Linked DNA regions of Homo sapiens: all the other regions are linked to region 2. The links are chromatin loops, found by intact Hi-C in ENCODE. Cell type or tissue: heart left ventricle. All regions are shown on one strand.

Evidence for each region. Peaks named below come from ENCODE experiments on the same cell type or tissue, not always from the same donor. Only the 100,000 strongest peaks of a DNase experiment are listed, where the experiment ranks them.
Region 1: a loop joins it to region 2, with 5 times the contacts of the local background. A loop is called at or near these places in 12 of 110 quality-filtered maps.
Region 3: a loop joins it to region 2, with 4 times the contacts of the local background. A loop is called at or near these places in 23 of 110 quality-filtered maps.

Annotation. Positions count from the first base shown.
Region 1 is chrX:13,253,432-13,255,931 of GRCh38, forward strand. No RefSeq gene overlaps it. Among named protein-coding and RNA genes, the nearest start is that of LINC02154, 49 kb to the right of the region's middle. RefSeq lists an enhancer at 882-1,001. In heart left ventricle, a CTCF peak has its summit at 1,190; no DNase peak of the experiment used is centred here; H3K27ac peaks cover 158 bases.
Region 2 is chrX:13,487,013-13,489,512 of GRCh38, forward strand. No RefSeq gene overlaps it. Among named protein-coding and RNA genes, the nearest start is that of EGFL6, 81 kb to the right of the region's middle. In heart left ventricle, a CTCF peak has its summit at 1,365 (motif pointing left); no DNase peak of the experiment used is centred here; H3K27ac peaks cover 2,052 bases.
Region 3 is chrX:13,113,786-13,116,285 of GRCh38, forward strand. No RefSeq gene overlaps it. Among named protein-coding and RNA genes, the nearest start is that of FAM9C, 70 kb to the left of the region's middle. In heart left ventricle, no CTCF peak of the experiment used is centred here; no DNase peak of the experiment used is centred here; H3K27ac peaks cover 1,035 bases.

The sequences.
Region 1 (2,500 bases), 230 kb before region 2:
GCAAAGTGTTAAACTTGAACTCTAGTCCCTAATGGGTAGAGAGGCACCCTGAGGTAGGGGGAAAGCAACCAACCATGACACACAGAAGTGAAGGCTACTGAGAAATGAAAGAGAATCAACCTGTAGCATGGAAATGGGAAGTTCATTATTTCCAGCAAGAAAACAAAACGATGCAAACTGGGCACGATAGGGGTGGGCAGAAGTAAGCAGAAGAACAAAGAGTGGTGGTAAGAATATCAGGTGGAGTTTCCACTGCAGTAGGGAAGGGGCACTGGAAAGAAAAAGATCTAGTGTTCTAGGAGCACTGGGGATTCATGGAATAAAATGGTGATTGTGGTTTCAGATTAAACCAAACCATTTCCTATACAGCAGAGAAAGACACTCTCCTGTCTTCACTCCCCACTCCACCTCCGCCAGTTTCCTTTCCCTAAAGTGAGATTTTAGAAATACATACTTACAGGCAGTAAAACCAGGGAATTTGTAAAACTTTTAAGCTTGATTGTAGTCTAGACATAATATGTGTTATGTTTTTTTAAAATCAGGCTTGTATTAGGGTCAAATGATATGTGTAGTCCATAGATTAGGTATTCAAGGATAATACAAATGAAATATTCTAGGCAGTCATTACACTCATTAGACACTTGCCACTCAAAGTGTGCTCCATAGCTTTCTTCCTTAAATCTACACTCAACATACTTCACCAGCCAGGCTAGAGGATGCAACTCTATGATTATTTTAAGTTTACTTCATAATCTTGCGATTTCACCTGAAGCAAAGATACCAGCTTTTCTCTCAACAGCCAAATCTCCCACACTCTCATTTTCGATAGTCACAGCAGGAGTTTGAGTTTCTCTTTCTAGAAGGATCTCTGGCTGGGACTTGCTGTTCCTGTACAGCTTTTAGAACCTCATGCATGCACTTCTATTTAAAAGTTGTCTGTCTACAAATGCTTAAGAGAGCAGACAATCTGGTTTATCCTTCCCTTTTAGGTAGTTTGTGCTGGAAAGAAATTTCTATGTTTTTGTGACAAGAGGAGACAAGACCCTACAAAAAGAAGGCATGATAGAAGATAGGTTGGGAACAAGGTCAGTATTCAGCTCGTAAGCACCAGCATGTCTGACTGGATGATAAAATATTGAAGTACAGGACTTCAGTGCCGGTTAGGCAATGAACACTGCCCTGAGCCACCTGGGGGCCCCCTCTGCATGACTCAGCATGCATGGCCTAGCAGGGTTCTTCAGGACAGCTTAACTCAAGGGCCATGATATTCTATGTGTTCTCATTTTGTGTCCCACACTTGGTGAATCCTGGAGTAGTTTATGCTTAGGAGTCAAAAGACCCGGGTTTTATCTGGCTCCACTGTTTGCACACCTCATCACAAGGTCTTAGTTTCTTCACCTACAAAACATAAAGTAACTGTTAAATCAACTGTTTCTAAAGTGTCTTGTGCCATAACAATAAAAGCTACTGTAGCTTTTGAGTTTCTTGTCCAGTTATAATAATGGGCTCTCACATCTTCTATCTGCTAAGGTGCTTTCTTGTCCCTTAGGCCTATGGAGTTGCCCAGAAAATTCAGCTATAGTTTTGTAGCTAGCATAGAGGATTGGGAGGTTGAGGCTTCCTCTTCAGGGGTGGTTGTGGTTGTGGTTGTTGTAGGGATGTTTAACTCTTTGTCACACATCTCATTTTGGAAATACATTTTCAAACATGCTGCACATTTGCCCATCTTCTCAAAGAAGGTGTCAAGCATTGTTTCATCTGCTGTGTCTCAAGGCACACATCATGATCATCAAACATTGCCGTCTTTCCCTGGTGTTGGTCTCCGTTTAGGATTGCGAGACAAAATGAGTATGTCCAAAGCATACTTAGTTAAAAATTATTCACTATTTATGTGAAATTCAAACTTAACTGGGTTTCCTGCTAAATCAAGCTAGTCTAAGTCTCCGCTAGCCTCTTCCATTTCTAATGTGTTGCCTCTAATCTGTGGCAGGGTGGGGTTGAAAATGGAGCTCGAAATTATAGAGTTGCCAAGAGTATAAAGTTCTCAATTCTTTTCCATTTACACTCACTTCTCTATAGCTTCAAATATTATCTGTCTTCTTACCAAACCTATTTTCCCAACTCCTCTCCCCTGAGTTCTAGGACTCTTGGACCCAGTAACCTCCTCACCCTGATGAGCTGGCAATTGAGATCTCAAACCTGGATTCTTTTTTTTTTTTTTTGGAGTAAGTCTCACTCTGCTGCTCAGGCTGGAGTGCAGTGGTGCAATCTTGGCTCATTGGCTCACTGCAACATCTGCCTCTTGGGTTCAAGTGATTCTCCTGCCTCAGCCTCCCGAGTAGCTGGAATTACAGGTGTGTGCCACCACACCCAGCTAATTTTTGTATTTTTAGTAGAGATGGGGTTTCACCATATTGGCCAGGCTGGTCTCAAACTCCTGGCCTCAAATGATCTTCCCACCTTGGCCTCCCAAAGTGCTGGGATTACAGGTGTGAGCCAC
Region 2 (2,500 bases):
TTTGAGACGGAGTCTCGTTCTGTCACCCAGGCTGGAGTGCAATGGTGCGATCTCGGCTCACTGTAAGCTCCGCCTCCTGGGTTCACGCCATTCTCCTGCCCCAGCCTCCTGAGTAGCTGGGACTGCAGGCACCTGCCACCACGCTCGGCTAATTTTTTGTATTTTTAGTAGAGACGGGGTTTCACCTTCAAAACATTTCTTACGTGGTGGCTCTCCAAATTAAAGAAAAGGTTTTAAATGAATGATGATGAATACATACCCTGCTCTGATTGGTAACTTTCACCATTAAACCTGCAAATTAAAAGGCATTTAAGCCAAAATTCATCCTCCCCACAACCTTGAGGGAATGAGTCACTGAAGCAATTCTCACGTTTCTCCAGGCAGAAAGACAGGAGACTTTCCAAAAAAGGTTGTAGTTTTCCTGTTTCCTTGGCTGCCTCCACACATAGCCCAGCCATGACCACATGTGGTGATGGGCAGGAACCTATTGCCTTATTTGGCAATCTTGAGCCCTCTTTGTAGGGCTATTGGGGGCAGGATGAAAAGTCCAGATCAAAACCACAATCGTGAAAAACAATGGAGAGTCAGATAAAGGAAGTAGGCATTTTATCTAGATTAAATATAAAATATTGACCCAAGAAGTAAATGTTTTCATATGCATTGCTTCTTAAAGGACTCGTAGGAAAATATTTAGAATCTGCCATTTTTCTGTAATAATTTCACTCATTTTCCTTCTAGCCATGATGCTGACTGCATTTCCCAGCTGCTGCTGAAACAGCTCTTCTGTTGGGGGAGATTATGTGGGCTAACATTCACCCACGATTCTCTAAACTGATGTTTCTCAAGTATCCTTCATTCTGACCCCAACATGTGCTGTGTGCATTCATTACTGCTGACAGCAGGAACAGTGTGGGTCCCAAACAAGGAGATTGCACAATGAGAAATGGAGGCTAAGGGCATGAATGTTCTGAATTTTATAGCTTCCTGTCTGCTTTCCCTTAGGGGAATATAATTGGGGGACTGGACCCAACACAAATCTCAACTACGCATTTAGGCCTCCACAAAGAAGCAAGACTTCTAGTCCTTTCTGGAGCATTGCAAGCTGTACAGAAAAAAATACATTCCTCAGGGATTCTGCCGGCAACCACTCCTTTTATTCTGTGGTTCCCCAAAGATAAGGTCAGTCAGCTCAGAGAGGAAAGGAAAATGGAATGGGGAGAGACAGGATCAACCAGTAACGGGTGTGTCATCTCAAACTGGAGTGTGTGTCCATTGTCAACCCCAAGAAACCCAGAAAAACAAAATCTTTTTCCCCAGGTGGTGAGAGTGTCAACTGCATATGAGAGGGAAGGGTGCCCTCTGCTGTCATCTGTGATTTTTGGTTTTTAATTTCAAAGGAAACGTTCCAGCTCCATGTAAATCAGACTTAAACATTTTTGCCAGGCACGGTGGCTCAGGCCTGTAATCCCAGCACTTAGGGAGGCTGAGGCGGGCAAATCACAAGGTCGGGAGTTCAAGACCAGCCTGGCCAATATGGTGAAACCCCATCTCTACTAAAAATACAAAAATTAGCTGGGCATGGTTGTGGGCACCTGTAATCCCAGCTACTTGGGAGGCTGAGGAAGGAGAATCGCTTGAACCCGGGAGGCAGAGGTTGCAGTTAGCCAAGATTGTGCCACTGTACTCCAGCCTGGGCGACAGAGCGAGACTCCATCTCCAAACAAACAAACAAAAAACAAAAAAGGAAACATTTTACACATTAAATAGGGAAGCCAAACTTGGGATTTTGACCGTCTTAACTAGGCTGGGTTCTGTGTCGGATGAGAGAGACTTGAGGGATAGCACAGGCAGCAATCACAATTCCATTTCAGATGTCCTGCTGAGAGAAAATTGTGGTTTGGAAGAGGGCCTGTGAGCTTTATATATTCAGGACAATTTGCTTAGAAATAAAACGACTTCTTGGGAGCAGGGTTCTCCTTGGGTGGCAGCATACTTGGACAGCATCTCCATTTGTTTCCCTGTCCTTTCCCAGTAAACCAATTTGGGTTCATTATTAGATTCCTGAGTTTGTTTCTTTGGGAAAGAAAAATAAAATACAGTTCTCACTTAGGGAGATGGAAGGCAATGGCTTTGCATGAAGATACGAATTTAAAACAAATAAATACAAGTGTTCAACTCTGATGAAAGATGAGTTGTATGATTTAATGTGCTTTCCTAGGGACATGTAAATTAACTGAGATATAAAATAATGAATCTGCACATCTGCCTTAGAGTTCATCCAAATGCAATCTACAAGGCAAACTTAATCACGGTTATAATTAATACTTTGCAAATGGAAATGACTGGAAATGAAAGGCCGCAAACAACATCGATATTAATGCTTCAGTATTTGTTCTCTCCCTAGTTTTTACTTTCAAAAGTGTTTTTATCATCTTCTACAAAAGTCATACCTTGTACTTTATAAGGCATTTTGTTATATAGCCTCTTTATAGCTGAATTC
Region 3 (2,500 bases), 370 kb before region 2:
AGCACTTTGGGAGGCTGAGGTAAATTGCTTAAGCCCAGGAATTCAAGACCACTGTGGCAGCCTGGGCAACATAGCAAGACACCTGTATTTACTAAAAACAAAACAAAACAAAAAACACACACACTGGGGAATGAGATTGGAAGAAAGGACACTAAATGTTAGCAGAGTTTATACTGGGCTTTTAATTTGTAGCTGATTTATATTTTTTCCTTTATGCTTGCCTGTGTTTTCTAAAATGTTTATAATAGACCTATGCTGCTATAATCATAGAACAAGGAATTAAGGGCCAGATGTGGTTGAGTCACGCCTGTAATCCCAGCACTTTGAGAGGCCAAGGTGGGCAGGTCACCTGAGGTCAGGAGTTCGAAACCAGCCTGGCCAACATAGTGAAACCCCATCTCTACTGAAAATACAAAAATCAGTTGGGCCTGGTCATGGGCGCCTGTAATCCCAGCCACTCAAGAGACTGAGGCAGGAGAATTGCTTGAACTCAGGAGGCAGAAGTTGCAGTGAGCCAAGATTGTGCCACTGCACTCTGGCCTGGGCAACAGAGTAAGACTCCATCTCAAAAATAAAATAAAATCTATTTAGAAAAATATCCATATGACATGGTGAGAACTGGCTGGGCAAGTGCTCCACATGGCCAGTTTGCAGCCACGTGTAAGAGGCGATATCTTGTGAAAGCTGATTATACAAATTGGGTCATTCTTGTCATGCCCAACTAAATCAGCATCAAGGGCCAGGGGGAAAAAGAACTTGGGGAACATAGCCCCTGCTCCAAGAATTGAATTTTCTACAAGCCCAGCTGCTGAAACAGCCAGCTGAAACCTGAAGAGCAGTTTTACCTAGCAGCTGCTGAAGCAACCTGCTGTGACTCCAAGCCTGGTTTTACCTACCACAGTCACTCACTGTATTCGTCCATTTCGTGTTGCTAAAAAGGAATACCTGAGGCCGAGTAATTTATAAAGAAAAGTTTATTGGGCTCATGGTTTTGCAGGCTGTACAAGCATGGCACCAGCATCTGCTTGGCTTCTGGTGAGGCCTCAGGAAGCTTTTACTCATGGCAGAAGACAAAGAGGGAACAGACATGTCACATGGCAAGAGAGAGAGAGAGAAGGAGGGCATAGTCTCTCTAACAACCAGATGTTGCTGGAACTAACTGAGTGAAAACTTGCTCATCACCAAGGGGATGACACCAAGCCATTTATGAGGGATCTGCCCCCTATGACCCAAATACCTCCCACCAGACCCCACCTCTAACATTGGGGATCACAATTCAACACAAGATTTGGAGGAGACAAACACCCAGACATCCACTCACCAATCAGAGCTTGCCAGCTCCCAAAAGCTTCTCTAGTGCCAATAAGCTTTCTTTCAAAATGATAATGTAACATTAGCATCTCTTTTTCTAATAAAACTCACAACCTTCTCTTTGTTCTTCAGACATACCGAAGACCACCCAGTCTGTGTGTATGCCCCAAACTGCAATCCCTGCTTCCCAAAATAAAATGTTAAATTTAGAGATTCATCTCTATACTTTATTTTGGCTTTGACAATCTGATTGAGAGAAAACTCAGCTGCCTCTCAGACAAGCCCAAAAGTATTACCAAATGAGGGAAAAAAAGATAAAGAGTTTCTTACAAGCTTCTATAACATCTGTCCATATCCCTGATTACCCTTTACAGCTCATGGGCTCAGTTAAAAACGACAACAGAAAAAGACTTGAGGTAGAAATAGCAGGGACAGGGTCACCTGCCAAAAAGTCCTTACATCACACCCTGCTCCTAAGAGTTCTGCCTCTTTACTTACTGGTAGTTTCCTGATAACATGTCCCCAGTCCTCCTCCATAGGTGACAACTGGGCTGCAATTGGAGCTCAGAGCAGAACTCACCAGGAAGGAAGCAGTGTGTGTTTCACAGTCCACTGTTGAGCTAATTATTCCCAGAGGCCTACGGGACTACACAGGCTTATATTGACCATTGTCAGCAGTCAGTGCCTCCCTTTTTTGAATTGTACATTGCTGGTTAACTCTGTAAGTTAAGAAGGGAGAGTATCCATTTCTTCACCTGCTGACCCAGAGCAATTTCCTTTCTTCAAGAAAAGGGAGAAGGTTATGATTTCATAAAAGCTGCCACTTCTCTTTGGATGGAAGACTAGATTTGCTACAGACATTTTCACCTTGTTATGAATTTGTCTGTTTGCTTTTGCTTTGGGAAATGGTATTTAGTGGGCAAAAGAATAGCTTATTTTTGAAGCACCAATGTGGAAAACAATAGTTAAAATATTAATATCTGTTGAAGAATCCATCAAAGGGTATACCATTTATACAAACGATAATGACTTCGGAAAATATGGCTTCAAAGGGATTGTTATTTTTTGTTTATAACCTAAAGAAAATCCCTATCTAGCAAGAGGAATTCCAATTACTTCATATATTTCTTTTTTTTCCCTCTTCTTCTTCTTTTTTTTTTTTTTTTTTTTTTTTTTTTTTGAGACAGGG